Linked DNA regions of Homo sapiens: region 1 is linked to region 2. Evidence: read pairs that join two places in POLR2A ChIA-PET (ENCODE). Cell type or tissue: PC-9. All regions are shown on one strand. Links, peaks and the distances in the headings refer to the core of each region. The heading gives the core; the rest is flanking DNA. Region 1 overlaps PHLDB2 (pleckstrin homology like domain family B member 2). Region 2 overlaps USF3 (upstream transcription factor family member 3).

The links. Peaks named below come from ENCODE experiments on the same cell type or tissue, not always from the same donor. Only the 100,000 strongest peaks of a DNase experiment are listed, where the experiment ranks them.
Region 1: POLR2A ChIA-PET joins it to region 2 with 10 read pairs; 2 of 35 experiments call an interaction of 5 or more read pairs at or near these places.

The regions. Positions count from the first base shown.
Region 1 is chr3:111,931,444-111,939,782 of GRCh38, reverse strand. It overlaps PHLDB2 (pleckstrin homology like domain family B member 2), which reads right to left. Exons shown (of 18, transcript NM_001134438.2): 6 at 7,386-7,514; 7 at 153-308. Among named protein-coding and RNA genes, the nearest start is that of ABHD10, 43 kb to the left of the region's middle. In PC-9, for the core only: no CTCF peak of the experiment used is centred there; DNase peaks (open chromatin) are centred at 2,612 and 3,412; H3K4me3 peaks cover 1,240 bases; H3K27ac peaks cover 4,598 bases.
Region 2 is chr3:113,680,736-113,689,074 of GRCh38, reverse strand. The region is part of intron 1 of USF3 (upstream transcription factor family member 3); the gene reads left to right. Among named protein-coding and RNA genes, the nearest start is that of USF3, 12 kb to the left of the region's middle. In PC-9, for the core only: no CTCF peak of the experiment used is centred there; no DNase peak of the experiment used is centred there.

The sequences.
Region 1 (8,339 bases), core at 111-8,110, 1.7 Mb after region 2:
TCTCAATTTGTCTAATTTGGAACACCATTTGCCACATACATGGCAGACTACGTAATCTGTCAAATGTGATATTCAGACAGACATATGTCATAGCTATGTTAAGCAGAAATATATTTTGATTTTTCACATTGAATGACACCTGGAAAAAGTACCTTTCTAGAAACGATGTTCCGTTGATATTCAGCAACTTCACGCAGGAGCTGTTGAGTCAAGTTCTCCTTTTCTTCATCTAGACGGCTCTCATGTTCAAGCTGCTGGAACTCCAGGTCTTCAAAGTGTTTGCTTTCAACATCCAACAGGTCAGCATCCTTTGGAGAAAAGTGAATGAAAACAAGACACACTGAGATAACTACCACCTTCTTAATGTGAAGAAACATTTATTAAAAGCAGTTGGTCCAAGATATCTTTCCAGTTACAATATTGACCAGGGTTAGAACATAACACTATCTTTTGGAGTTAAATCCCAGAACGTGACTGTTAGAGGGAATCGAAAAGGCAGCATTTATTTCACCCTCAGTTTTAGACTTCTCTGTGGAGGTAAGAATTCTTGCGTTAAACCCACACTGGGTGGCTTTAAAATGGAGAAGGAAGTACAAAAACAACTCAGTAAATAACCTAAACATAATCTGCAGTCCAAAGGTGTAACATAGCGTTACAAGAAAATTCTTCTTGGCCAGGCGTGGTGGGTGGCTCATGCATGTAATCCCAGCACTTTGGGAGGCTGAGGAGGGGGGATCACCTGAGGTCAGGAGTTTGAGACCAGCCTGGCCAACATGGTGAAACCCCGTCTCTACTAAAAATACAAAAGTTAGCTGGGCGTGGTGGTGGGCACCTGTAGTCCCAGCTACTTGGGAGGCTGAGACAGGAGAATTGCTTGAGATGGAGGTTGCAGTGAGCCGAGATTGTGCCATTGCACTCCACCCTGGGCGACAAGGGTGAAACTCTGTCAAAAAATAAAAATAAAGATAAAAATAAAAAAAGAAAGAAAGGAAAGGAAAGGAAAGGAAGCTCTTCTTTTCTTCAATTTTTCATAGAAAACAAGACTAATGTGGAGATTAAAGAGTCAAAAGTTGGCACACGTACAGACCAGAGGTGTCTAATAGGGATACATGTATCCCAGATGGTACACAACACAATCTGCTGGACTGTGCAGAAAAAAATTAGACCCCTTTCATACTCGTTTTTAATTGTTTATTTTCTTTTTCAGTTTCTCAACATATGTTTTCTAATGTATACACAAGTAGCATAGTATGTATACACGATTTTAAATATATACATTCTTTGGGCATGCACACTATATATATTTATAATAATATGGATTATATATCATATATCTACAAAGGAAATGCATGCTCTAATAATTTTATTAAAGGGATAAGCAATCAAAAAACTTTTGGACATGGGCTCTAGGTGATGACGATGTGTCGGTGGAGGTTTAGCAATTGTAACAATTGTACTGCTCTGGTGGAGAATGTTGATAATGAGGGGAGCCTACGCATGTGCAGGGGCAGAAGGAATATGGCAAATGTCTGTAAGTTCTGCTGGGTTTTGCTGAAAATATAAAACTGCTCTAAAAAATAAAGTCTTTTTTTTAAAAATTGAAAAGTGAGGTTTTAAAGCCAGGGTTCTATGAGCCCATTAAAAATATGTACACACCTTTTTACTGGAAAGTGTAAACAAAGCTTTTATGAGGCACAAAGGGTGACTCAAAAGGTTAAACACCACCACTCTCAGAATAATCTTGAGGACATTTAAGGAAGATCAGAAATTATGAAAATCAGATGGTCTAGAAAAAGCATTCTCTAACCTATGAGGTACTTGAAGACAGGAATATATTTATGCATCTGCATTCATGCAGAGATTGATGCATGTTGTATAGATTATTCTCTAATATACTTTTTGTTTAAACACCCTCTTATTTTTGGAGTCTTTAACATTATTTATAAATCGCGTATGTTTAGGAAATTTCTTTTTCTTTTCCTTTTTTTTTTTTAATTTTTTTTTTTAGAAGACAGGGTCTTGCTTTGTCACTCAGGCTGGAGTGCCATGGCACAACACAGCTTACTGCACCCTCGACCTCCCAGGATCAAGCAATCTTCCTGCCTCAACCTCCCAAGTAGCTGGGACTACAGGTGCACACCACCATGCCTGGCTAATTTTTGTACTTTTTTGTAGAATGGGGTTTTGCCATATTGCCCAGGCTGGTCTCAAACTCAAGCAATCCACTCACCTCAGCCTCTACTCACATGGATCCACTCACCTGGGATTATAGGTGTAAGCCACCACACCCAGCCAGATTTTTTATAAATATAACCTACACATAATCTACATCCAAAAGGAAGAGGCAGCTGGGCTCTGTGGCTCACAGCTCTACATAGCTAACATAACCAAAGCATTTTTTGGTTGTTCTTCAATCAAATCATCAAAGAGAGTTGGATAAATAATTATATGCTAAGTTATTTCTATATCGATATTCAACCCCATCCCCACTCTGGTTTTTATATTAATGATAAAGCAAGCTTTATGATAAAATGAAATGTATTTCTATCTTCTGCAATGACTTTTACTCTAGGGATGATTCATAGAAGAGCTATTAGCTACTGAGTAATTAGCAACAAGACTATCATGTCAACACAGACAATTCTCAAAGCTTAAGAACAGGAAAAACACAATTTGAAAAACATATTCAACATTTCTTAACACTTCTTTACATTTTATTTGGCTCCAAAAAAATATGTGCTCAATTTCAAGTGTTTGGTTGACATTTCAAGTTAATCAGACATTTCAAATTTATAACTTCTAAAAGAATTAATGAGTTAAAAGAATTAAGGAATTAAGAACTAACTCAAGTGTTATGGCTTAAAACAATATCTTCTGTTTTGAAATAATACACTGGCTGACATAATAAGCACATACACTCAAGTTTATAAGGTCTTCCAATTAAGCTTGATTTGTGTTCAAAGATTACTGAGATTTAAAAAAAAGGAATAAGCCCTTTTTCTGGCTTATAAGTAATCTTCATTCAAAGTGGCCATATGACTCAGAATATATACACTTTGCTAGTCAGTTGCTTACTCCACATCTGGCTAATATGCAATATGTGTTATTTTAACCCTGCATGAAAGTCAAAGAATCATTCATTTATTTGTAGTAAATACTTAAACCACTGCATGAAAATAATGGCATACTAAGTAAGAAAGTTGAAAATTAGGCTAAGCTCAGCACTCAGACTCCACTGACATAATCATCTGATCAAGTTATCTAAACCATCAAAATGTGTGTATATAAACTTACATCTTAAACAAAAAACTATTAGGGAGAGGAATAAAAACTTTTACAAGATTTTATGTATGAATAAGAAGTCTGGGAATGGAATTTGGGGGAAGGAATAGTTTAATTGAGCACAGAATAATATACACAGGAAGTTCAAAGTGAAGTATGTATGACTAATTGAATGAAAATTTTAACTATACTTCACTCACTAAAAGAGCATTACATATCTCTACTGGATGGCAAGCTCAAAGGCCAGGCATGAAGGACCTAAAACAGCTGCACTAAAGGAAATTCTGTGCAATTTCTTTTTTCTTTCCAGTAACTTTTTAAATAATGTATACGGCAGAAGTTTACATGCAGTTCTTTATGTTTTCTTTGCCTGATGGAGGGACAGGAAGAAGAGAATAGATGTGGTATGACCAGGAGAAATTGCAGTAATAACAGCTCATGGCCAACTCCAGAAGCAAATTTAAATGGGGCTCAGGGTTTTGTTAACTTTTACACTTTAACTACATACTTTTGGAATATGGAAAAAGACAGTTGAAATAATCTAGTCCAACCTCCTTGAGGTGATTAATACTGTCAACCTGATTGGATTGAAGGATGCAAAGTATTGATCCTGGGTGTGTCTGGGAGGATCTTGCCAAAGATTAACATTTGAGTCGGTGGGCTGGGAAAGGCAGACCCACCCTTAATCTGGGTGAGCACCATCTAATCAGCTGCCAGAGTGGCTAGAATATAAAGCAGGCAGAAACAAAACAAAACAAGAAACAACGTGAAAAGACTAGACTGGCCTAGCCTCCCAACCTGCATCTTTCTCCTGTGCTAGATGCTTCCTGCCCTTGAACACTGGACTCCAAGTACTTCAGTTTTGAGACTTGGACTGGCTCTCCTTGCTCCTCAGCTTCCAGACAGCCTGTTGTGGGACCTTGTGATTTTGGGAGTTAATACTTAATGAACTCCCCTTCTATCTATCTATCTATCTATCTATCTATCTATCTATCTATCTTATATACACATATATCATATTAGTTCTGTCCCTCTAGAGAACCCTGACTAATACACTCCTTATTTCATATATGAGGATATTGCAGCCCATAGAAGTTGAATGACTTGTCCAAGACTAATGGATAAACTAATTTTATAGCCAGTGACAGTAAAAAGGTCTTTTAATTGTAGATCACTGAATAAAATTTTTTTAAAACATCAAGATACTCCCCGACTCTACTAAAAATATGAAAAATGAGCCAGGCATGGTGGCAGGTGCCTGTAGTCCCAGCTGCTCAGGAGGCTGAAGCAGGAGAATGGCGTGAACCTGGGAGGTGGAGCTTGCAGTGAGCCGAGATCGCACTACTACCCTCCAGCCTGGGTGACAGAGCAAGACTCTGTCTCAAAAAAAAAAAAAAAAAAAAAAAATCAAGATACCAAAATCAACCATTCATTTGAGTAAATATCAAAAGCACAAGAAGACAGTTACCTGGCTGGGACAGTTTTCTTGTGCTTTTGATTATTTACTCAAATAAAAGTTTGATTTTGGTCTTGATTAAAAAAATTTATCCAGTGATATCTACAATTAGTAGACCTTTTTTCTATCACTGGCTCTAAAATCATTTTATCCATTAGTCTTGGACAACCCATTCCAACTCTATGGGCCTAAATATCCTCATATATGAAATGAGAAGGTAGGATGAGATTATTTCTATTATCTTTTTCCACATGAGATGAGTTAAATGACTCATTTTCATTTAACATCAGTTTTCTTTTCTACACTATTAGTAACCCAGGGATTGCTGTGCCCATATCAACTACCAGATTGGTAAGGCCATGTTAACAACATACCAACCACAGGCCACAAAACCAATATCAGATGAAAATAATATTCAGACTCTAACATCATGTTTAAAGGTAGGAAGACCAGCCACAAGTCATTATGCTGCATGCACAAAATCATTCTACAATTTCAGCTGAAGTATTCAATATGCAGTTTAATAAAATAACTTTCTTCTTATTCTTTTATTTTTTACTTTGTGTGACTTACCACCTAATGAAGCTATTTATAATAAAACAAACTTTATTAAATCTAGTTTAAATGCCCAAGGGAAAGCTTTGTAGTGAAGTCATATTTTGAAGTGTTTGAAGTCTAAAGGGAGATAAGCTGTGATAACACAGAAAGGTCCTAAAGTGAACTTTAGGACTTACTTCTCATGAAGTAAGTGAACTTTTTACTGATTAAGCCAAGGCATTGGTGAAGAGTTATACTGGTCGTCATCCTTGAAAAACAGAATTAGTAGACCTCTTAATATAAGGTGAACTGCAGCCATCACAAGCCAGTTATCTCTCCTAAGGAAAGAGGTTTTATAAGAATTTTACACTCTGGAGAGGAAAGGGAAGAAGTCTCTGCCTTCAATTAATGGAAAAGACTGTCTGCATCATTTCCTTTCCTCTTTTGTAGTCAGAATCTTTGGAACATATAACTGATATTATGAGTTATCCTACAGAATCTAGATTAAGCTAAACAGTATTTATGTTAATCATAATCCAAGTTGTGAATAGAGTCTATAAATTTTTATGTAAAGCAATGTTTATAAAGAACACAATAAATGGATAACCAGAGGAAGGGAAGGACAAAATATACAACTATGCTGCTGACTGTAAATAAGGAATTCCAATGACTGTGTAAAATCTTTAGTGATAAGGAGAGTTAAAATGTAAGCAAATGTAAAAAAAATCAGTTTTCCCATCTCTTTTGTTAACTAGCATAAACACAAGCAAATTACAAACTGAAATTACTTTACAAATACTAGTTTTCTTCCAATCATTTTTATCATAAAATTTTCAGAGAATTGTGACTGAGAGGCAGGAAGTTTTATCTTCTTACAACAAATTCAGCTGCATACAATAAAAAGAGTAAAGGGAAGACATATGGTTAAAACTTTCTTTGCTCCAACATTGTAAGAAATAAATACTAAAACTATTATGCTGCAGTTTAAACAGCTGCATTGGATTCTCATTATTAAGATGCTCTCAACTTCTGCAATACATTGAAAAGCTTTAACTGTTATTTTTTCACCTAGTGACGTTCTCAGAGGTAGCAAATATTTTTGTATTAAAGGTCATCTTAAGAACGTTTAAGGATGTGCTATCTCAATAAATTTTTCAACCTCCCCATTCCCAAGAAGGTACAAACATAATAACATGGATGAAACTAGCTTGTTATACTCAGGTAGAATCATAAATTGTTAATCACTCAAGACAAATTACTATTACGTGACTCTTTCAGATATCCAAGACTGTTAACGACTGCTTCCCCAGAAGGAAGCAGTTTACTGGGGCTGCTGTTCAAAGGAAATGACCCAGTTGCCAAGAGGCTATGAAATATTAAGTGGCTGTGCCAGTGTTTGTGAAACTATCCACCTAGGAAGTCTTGCTTTCAGAAGATAACCAGTGTGGTTGTGTTAAACGCTGCCAACCTTAAGGATCAAAGAATAACTTGATAAAGCTTAACTAGAAAGTCTATGCTGCATTAAGTTCTTAGAAATTATGAAGCTCACATGAGATGTTGAGGGCATTTGTAATGCCCTGCATCTTGGGTCTTGGTGTTTAATTGTTGGGATTGGGCTAATTAGTTCAATGTCACTAACCAGCAGAAAGAAAAGGAAACACAAAAGAATAGCTGCTGGTGGGGAGCAAATCAGAAAATAGGATAATCTGGGGACAAGAGTCTAAAATCAAGCTAAAGAACAAAACATTCAAGGGTAAATAGGATTCATGATGCAGCAGAGAATGCAGGGGAAGAGATCAGTTAATACAAATGCTATAATGTTGATGTTGGTTACAAATCAGAAATAGCTTCTTTTGTCACAAAAAAAAATGACTCCAGAAATGGTTTTGCATTAGAAATTATGTGAAGGATTCTAACAAGGAATTTTAAAAACTGATTAGCATGGAATAATATATACTGTTAGCATGCATATTTCCATTTAAACGTATCTAATGACTAGAACTTATGCAAACTTATGCTATATGAAGTCGTAAGTCACAGGTAAGTGGCACTTAAGTGAAAAACAAAAACGAAAAGCAAAATAACTGGTGCATTCCTGTTTGCTACTGACCCTCTTCAGTTGTTGTTGTAACTGTTCCCTCATGGACTCAGGACAATTGTCCAGCTGGGTCTTCTGCTCGGAGTAAAGCTCCTGAAGCCTCTCTAGTTTTTCCCTTTCAGCATCAAGCTTTACCTTCTCCTGAAGTTCAGAAACCAGAAAATAGAATAGAAATTACCTTCACACCCCCAAGCAGGTGCTAGTGAACATTTCTCAAGGATAACATAAACAAACATACACAAACTCTGGACAATCTATGAATGTAGAAACGTATCTTGTTAGTGGCTAGGATAAAGGGATATAAGTGGAAGTTAAGACAAAGGGACTGGGTTTCTGCATTCTCAAAGCACAGTCCACTTCATGGCAGTGACTCCCACTTTCCTTCCCTCCCTTCTTCCTGCCACCATGTTACAAAAGCAGGGGAAGCAATGGTCATGTTGAGTGTTGGTCATTGGCCAACAATCAAAGAAATGCCAACCAAATTCATAAGCAAGCCTTGCTAAGAGTCACCTGTCAGAGAAACAGACAAAGGAAAGGGGGCATTTACCTCAAGGACTGTCATAGCCTAACTCGCTCAAGGCCTTTGTATGGCAAGTTTTGGAATTAACTGGTTTTGTTCTCAGGTTAGAGGAATTCTAGGTGTATTAATTGACATCCCCGTCATCTGAAACAGTTCTAGCTATCTGGAAAACTTCAGAACTTACAGAGTTAGAAAATCTTAATCCAGAGAGATTATTCAAGGACTGAGAGAGAGCTAGTAAAAATGCAAGACAGACAAAGCAGTGAAGGGAAGGCATAGGCAGCTCAGACACACCAAAAATGTGACGGGGACTGCGGAAATACAGACTTTCCCACAACGACTGACATAAAAATAAACTGAAACACGGACTGTGAAAAAAAGAAAAGAGTCAGAGAAGAAAGGAGAAGGAAGAGAATACTAAATCCCTTCCAAGTCACACGTGCCAA
Region 2 (8,339 bases), core at 133-8,132:
ATAGCATCTGGTTTTTGTTTGTTTGTTTGTTTGTTTGTTTTTTTGAGATGGAGTCTCCCTCTGTTGCCCAGGCTTGAGTGCAGTGGCATGATCTCGGCTCACTGCAAGCTCCGCCTCCCAGGTTCATACCATTCTCCGGCCTCAGCCTCCCGAGTAGCTGGGACTACAGGCTCCCGCCACCACGCCCAGCTAATTTTCAGTAGAGACGGGGTTTCACCATGTTAACCAGGATGGTCTCAATCTCCTGACCTCGTGATCCACCCGCCTCAGCCTCCCAAAGTGCTGGGGTTACAGGCGTGAGCCACCGCGCCCAGCCAGCATCTGTATTAATGACCGCAGTGGCTGTGCTTTGGAATCATTTCAGGAGTTTTGAAAAATTCTTGCACACCACCTCAGTCACTCATTCCTTCATTCAACAAATACTTGTTGATTACCCACTATGTGCCTAGCATGATTCTAGGCACTTAGAATACATTGGTGAATGAAACACACTCAAATACCTGCCCTCAAGAACACTACATCCTATATACTGAACCAATCTCTGGAAACGAATTCTGGTAATTCTGATGAGTATTCAGTTTTCAGAACCACTGCTCTAGGAGTAATTGATGAGAGACAGACTAGGTTTGCTAAGTGTGAATTCAAAATGGGCCTTCTGGCCAGGTGCAGTGGCTCATGCCTATAATCCCAGCACTTAGGGAGGCCAAGGTGGGGGGATCACGAGGTCAGGAATTCGAGACCAGCCTGGCCAACATGGGGAAACCCCATCTCTACTAAAGATACAAAAAATTAGCCGGGTGTGGTGGCGAGTGCCTGTAATCCCAGCTACTAGGGAGGCTGAGGTAAGAGAATCACTTTAACCCGGGAGGTGGAGGTTGCACAGAGCCAAGATCGTGCCATTGCACTCCAGTTTGGGCGACAGGGTGAGACTCCGTCTCAAAAAAAAAAAAAAGAAAGTGGGGGCCTTCCCTGCAGATGGCACTCAGGGCCATTCAGTAACAGAGGAGAAAACATTACTGGTAGGTGATCATGTATCAAGGGACTAGCATAAGACCAAAGAGTTAAACTTTGAATTAGCTGACCCTGGAATCAGTTTTACAGTTATACTACAAAGCAAGCTTGTTAATGATTATAATAATATTTTACATTTGTATAAATTTAGCTATACTAGTTTCAGAAGACCATTGTTCATTCAATAAGCATTTGAGTTACACATTGTGCATGTATTGTGCTAAGCCCTTGGGATAAAAGGACGAAGTTGTTCCTGCCTTAAAGGACCTTGGATGTGTATGATGTCAGTTGATCCTTAAAAGAACTATGAGGAGTGGAGTTAGCATTCTGGAACCAATTTATATGGTTATTAGAGTTGAGGAAATTAGTAAAAGTAATTGTAGACATTGGGAGCCAGATTTCTCACTGTCAGAAAGATATTACAAATAAGCAGGGGGGAAGACTATACTGAGCCCTGTGGTGCTAGATTAGAATCAGAGATGTAAGTATAAACTCATGCTTATTTTAATATAAATACAGATAGATACAGAGGCAAATGTAGATCTGTGTCTGTACATGGGTTAATAGACATAGATTTATTTAATAGCTCTGTCTGCTGAGAAGGCTTGGAAGCAGTGACACCCCAGTAGCAATGAGGACAGGCAGCACCTGGATCTTGGTTTCTAAATTCCATTCTCCAATGAAAGGGACAAAAATTCCTTGGATGGAAAGCTGATTCTAAGAGTGGGGCAGGGGAAACACAAGATGAGCCTGGAGTATCTTGTAGTACCAAAAAGTAAGGAAGTACTAGAAAGGGGGTGTGTGTGTGTGTGTGTGTGTGTGTGTGTGTGTGTGACTGTGTGTGTAAAGGGCACAACAGCTAATCCAAAAGAGCACCCAATGGCCAATGTGTGGACAATTTGAACAACATATTAACTCTAGCATTGAATTGTGATCTGAAGAATGAAATAAATCTCCATGAGTCCATACTGATATAAGTAAATTATTGAATAAATAAATAGGGGAGAAGTGACAAATATTCCTTGCAGAATAATTCTAAATACATAATCCTTTTTCCAAGAGGTAGAGATTAACTCTTCTCGCTTTGCGTGTGGGCTAGACTTAGTATTCACTTCCAAAATATAAAGAACAAAAAGGGGAAAATAGTAATATAGAAATAAATACTTGAATAGTGTTAACAGGAAATTTGAGGAAAAGAGTACTTCTTTTCACAACTTCTTCGGTATGATCTGAGTAGATAAATACAAGCATATTTCATTTGTATAATGAAAAAAATCCAGTTAAGTAACAAAAAGAATAAGAAAATAGGAAAGTAAGAATTACTGTGATTATTGTTGAGAAGCTGGGAAAGATGTCATGTATAGATCACAAGCACTGAGGAAGGGATGAGGCAGAGCAAGATGGCTGAATAGAACCCTCCAGCAGTTGCCCCCATGCTGCAGAACTACTATCCACATAAGAACCAAATATCAGGTGGCCAGGCACAGTGCCTTCCACCTGTAATACTGGCATGTTGGGAGGTGGAGGTGGAGGATTGCTTGAGGCCAGGAGTTTGAGACCAGTTTGCTCAACATAGTGAGACCCTGTCTGTACAAAGAAAACAAAATCAGGTGAGTGATCACAGTACCTAGTTTTAGCATCATATCAAGGAAGGAGACACTGAAGATGGTAGGAAAGACAGCCTTGAATTGCCTACACCACCCTTCCCCCCTTCCCCAGCCATGCAGAGAGAATCGCTGTGCTTGGGGGAGGGAGAGCAAAGTGATTGTGCAACTTTGCATTGGAATTCAGTGTTGCTCTGTCACAGTGGAAAGCAACACAGGGCAGAATTCAGCTGATGCCCACAGAGGGAGCATTTAGACCAGCCCTTGCCAGAGGGGAATCTTCCATCCTATCAGTTGGAACATGAGTTCCAGCTAGCCCCACCACTGAGGGCTAAAGTGCTCTGGAGTTCTAAATGAACTTGAAAGGCCACAAGGCCTGCAATTCCTGTGCAAGTCCTAGTGCTGCACTGGGCTTGGAGCCACTGGACTTGGGGTGCACACGACCTAGTGAAATACTAGCTGGGGTGGCCAAAGGAGTGCTTGCATCACCACTCCTCCAACTCCAGACATCACAGCTTGCAGCTCCAGCAGAAGAGGGAAAAGTAAAGAGGATTTTTTTCTTGCAACTTGGATCCCAGCTCAGCTACAGTAAAATAAAGCCCCCATTCTAGACCATAGCTTCTGGATGACATTTCTAGACCCACCCTAGGCCAGAAGGGAACCCACTGCCCTAAAGAGAAGGGTACACTCCTAGCAGAATTCACCACCTGCTGACCAAAGAGCCATTGGGTTTTGAATAAACATCAGCAGTAGCCAGGCAGTAGTTGCCATGGGCCCTGGGCAAGAACCAAAACTGTGCTCATTTCAGGTGTGACCCAGCACAATTCTCATCTGTGGTGGCCATCAGGAGAGACTCCTGCTTGAGAAAAGGAGAGGGAAGAATAAAGAGGACTTTGTTTTATAACTCAGGTACCAGCTCAGCCACAATAAAATAAAGCACCAAGTAGACTCCTAAAGATTCCAGGCTTTGGCTCCTGGAGTGCATTTCTAGACCCCCCACTGGGCCAGAATGGAACCCACGACCCTGAAGGGAGAGACCCAGTCCTGGCAGGATTCATCATCTGCTGACTAAAGAGCCCCTGGGCTTGAATAAACATCAGTGATAGTCAGGAGATAGTTGCCACAGGCCTTGGGCGAAACCCAATACTGTGCTGGCTTCAGGTGTGTCCCAGCAGTCTCAGTGGGTTTATCCAAAGGAGCATTGCGTGACTCCATCCCCAACTCCGGGCAGCTCAGCATGAAGAAAGAGACTCCATTTGCTTGGGGGAAAATAAGGGAAGAGAACAAGAGACTCTGCTTGATACATTAGGGAATTCTGGATCTTACTCAAGACCGCTAAAGTGGTACCTCTGCAAAAGACACAGCATTACTGGACTTGGGAGTGCCCCCTAATGCACATATGGTTGCAGTGACCAAAGACTTAAGATTACAACACTTAATTCTTGTTGAATACTTAGAAAGCCTTCTCAAGAAGGATGGGTACAAACAAGCCAGACAAAACAAACTGGAATAAATTTCTAACTTTTCGGTGCACAGACATTGACAAACATCCACAAGCATCAGGGCCATCCAGGAAAACATGACCTCACTGAATGAACTAAATAAGACACCAGTGACCAATTCCAGAGTGGCAGAGATATGTGACTTTTGAGACAGAGAATTCAAAATAGCTGTTTTGAGGAAGCTTAACAAAATCCAAGATAACACAGAGAAAAAATTCAGAATCCTATCGATAAATTTAATGAAGAGATTAAAATAATTAAAAAGAATCAAGCAGAAATTCTGGAGCTGAAAAATTCAATAGACAAACTAAAGAATGCATCAGTCTCTCAACAGTAGAATGGATCAAGGAGAAGAAAGAATGAGCGAGCTTGAAGACAGGCTATATGAAAATACTCAGAGGAGGCAAAAGAAAAAAAATATGAAGCATGCCCACAGGATTTAGAAAATAGCTTCAAAAGGGGAAATCTAAGAGTTATTGGTCTTAAAGAGGAAGTGGAGAGAGAGATTGAGGTAGAAAGTTTATTCAAAGAGATAATATTGGAGAACTTTCCAAACCTAGAGAAAGATATCAGTATTCAAGTCCAAGGAGGTTATAGACGATCAAGAAAAATTAACTCAAAGAAGACTATCTCAAGACATGTAATAATCACACTCCCAAAGGTCAAGGATAAAAAAGGATCCTAAGAGCAGCAAGGAAAAGAAAAAAAATGAGATATAAAGCATTTCCAATATGTTTGGCCACAGATTTCTCAGTGGAAACCTTACAGACCAGGAGAGAGTCAGATGACATATTTAAAATGCTGAAAGAAAAAGACTTTTATCCTAGAATATTATATCCAGTGAAAATACACTTCAAATATCAAGAGGAAAAAAAGACTTTCCCAGACAAACAAAAGATGAGGTTTTTTGTCAACACCAGACCTGTCCTACAGAAATGCTGAAGGGAGTTCTTCAACTTGAAAGAAAAAGATGTTAACAAGTAATAAGAAATTGTCTGAAGGTACGTGGTAACAGTAAATACATAGACAAATACAGAATATTTTAACACTGTAATTCTAGTGTGTAAGATACTCATGTCTTGAATAGGAAGACTAAAAGACAAATCTATCAAAAATAATAACTACAACATTTTAAGACATAGTGTAATAAGATATAAGTAGAAACATCAGAAGGTTAAAAAGCAGGGGATGGGCTGGGCACGGTGGCTCACGCCTTTAATCCCAGCACTTTGGGAGGCCAAGGTGGGCAAATCACGAGGTCAAGAGATCAAGACCATCCTGGCCAACATGGTGAAACCTCATCTCTACTAAAAATATAAAAATCAGCTGGGCATGGTGGTGCGTGCCTGTAGTCCCGGCTACTTGGGCGGCTGAAGCAGGAGAATTGCTTGAATCCGGGAGGTGGAGGTTGCAGTGAGCTGAGATTGCACCACTGTACTCCAGCCTGGCGACAGAGCGAGACTCCATCTCAAAAAAAAAAAAAAAAAAAAAAAGCAGGGGATAAAATGTAAGTGTAGAGTTTTGTATTTGATGTAATAAAATGATTGAGATTTTCTGTTTACTCTTATGTTCATGAAGTAAACTATAGTTTTAAAAACTAGATAATAGTTTTTATAGATTAAAAACTAGATAATAGTTTTTATAGATTAAAAACTAGATAATAGTTTTTATAGATTAAAAACTAGATAATAGTTTTTATAGATTAAAAACTAGAGTTTTTATCAGTTTTCTCTTGGCTTGTTTGTTTTTACAATCAGAGTTAGATTGTCATTAGTTTAAAATAATGGGTTATAAGGTGTTATTTGCAAGCCTCATGGTAACCTCAGGTCAGAAAAATACAATAAATACGCAACATGTATAAAGCAAGAAATTAAAACGTACCACCAGAGAAAAACACTGACATGAGAAGGAAGAGAAGACCATAAAACAACCAGAAAACAAATAACAAAATGGTGGGAGTAAGTTTTTACCTATCAATAATAATATTGAATGTAAATGAGCTAAATGCTCCAATCCAAAGACATAGAGTGGCTGAATGGATTAAAAAGGAAAAAAAAAAAAAAAAGCCCAGCGATCTGTTGCCTACAACAAACACACTTCTCTTATGAAGACACACAGACACACATAGACTGAAAATAAGGGGATGGAAAAGATATAGCATACAAATGGAAACCAAAATAAAAGCAAGAGTAGTTATATCAAATAAAATAGATTTCAAGACAAAAACTATGAAAAAAGACAACATCATTATATAATTTTAAAGGGAACATTTCAGCAAGAGGATATAACAACTGTAAATATATATGCACCCAATAGAGGAACACCCAGATATATAAAGCAAATATTACTATATCAAAGAGAGATAGACCCCAATACAATAATAGTTGGAGACTTCAACACTTCACTTTCAGCATTGGACAGATTATTCAGACAGAAAATCAACAAACATTAGACTTATTTGCACTATTGACCAAATGGACTTAAGAGATATTTACAGAATATTTCATCCAACAGCTGCAGAATGTACATTTTTCTCCTCAGCACATGGATCATTCTCAAGGATAGATCCTATGTTAGGCCACAAAGCAAGTGGTGTTTTTTTTTTTTGTTTGTTTGTTTTTTGTTTTGTTTGCAAGACAGGGTCTCACTCTGTCTCCCAAGCTGAAGTGCGGTGGCACGATCATGGCTCACTGCAGCCTCAACTTCCCAGGCTCAAGTGATTCTCCCACCTCAGTCTCTGCAGTAGTTGGGACTACAGGCACATGCCACCTTATCTGGATAATTTTTTCTATTTTTTGTAGAGATAGGCTCTCACTATATTGCCTAGGCTGGTCTTGAACTCCTAGGCTCCAGCAGTCCTCCCACTTCTGCCTCCCAAAGTGATGGGATTACAGGTGTGAGCCACTGTGCCCAGACAAAGTCTTAAAACATTTTTAGCCGGGTTTCCCTGGTGGTTCATGCCTGTAATCCGAGGACTTTGGGAGGCCGAGGCGGGTGGATCACAAGGTCAAGAGTTCAAGACCAGCCTGGCCAACATGGTGAAACCCCGTCTCTACTAAAAATGCAAAAAAATTAGCCAGGCGTGGTGGCAGGTACCTGTAATCCCAGCTACTCGGGAGGCTGAGGGAGAGAATTGCTTGAACCTGGGAGGTGGAGGTTGCAGTGAGCCAAGATCACACCACTGCACTCCAGCCTGGGTGACAGAGTGAGACTCCATCTCAAAAAAAAAAAAATTTTTTTTTTAAATTGAAATAATATTGCTGGGTGTGGTGGCTCATGCCTAATCCCAGCACTTTGGGAGGCCGAAGCAGGCGGATCACCTGAGGTCAGGAGCTTGAGACCAGCCTGGCCAACATGGTGAAACCCCGTCTCTACTAAAAATACAAAAAAAAAAAAAAAAAAATTAGCCAGTCGTGGTGGTGAAATAATATCAAGTATCTTCTCTGATCACAGTGGAATAAAACTATAATCAATAATAAGAGAAACTTTGGAAACTATGTGAATACAGGGAAATTAAACAATATGCTCCTGAGTGACTAGTGGGTCAATGAACAAATTAAGAAGGAAATTAAAAAATTTCTTAAATGAAAATGGAAACACAGCATACAAAACACTATGGGATATAGCAAAAGTGGTAATAAGAGGAAAGCACCCACATCAAAAAAGTAGAAAAACTTCAGGCTGGGCATGGTGGCTCATACCTTTAATCCCAGCGCTTTGGGAGGTTGAGGCGGGCAGATCACCTGGGGTCAGGAGTTCAAGACCAGCCTGGCCAACATGGTGAAACCCCATCTCTACTAAAAACTACAAAAATTAGCCAGGCGTGCTGGTGGGTACCTGTAATCCCAGTTACTCGGGAGGCTGAGGTAGGGAGAATTGCTTGAACCTGCAAGGTGCAGGTTGCAGTGAGCCGAGATCACACCACTGCACTCTAGCCTGGGTGACAGAGTGAGAGTCTATCTCAAAAATAAAAATAAAAAGTAGAAAAACTTCAAATAAAGAACCTAACAGTACATCTTAAGAAACTAGAAAAGCAGTATCAAACCAAACTCAAAATTAGTGGAAGAGATTAAGTAAAGATCAGAGAAGAAATAAATGAAATTGAAATGAAAACAAAAACAAAATAGATTGACGAAACAAAACTTTTTTTTTTTTTTTTGGAGACAGTATCTCATTCTGTCACTCACGCTGGAGTGGCGTGTGATCTTGGCTCACTGCAACC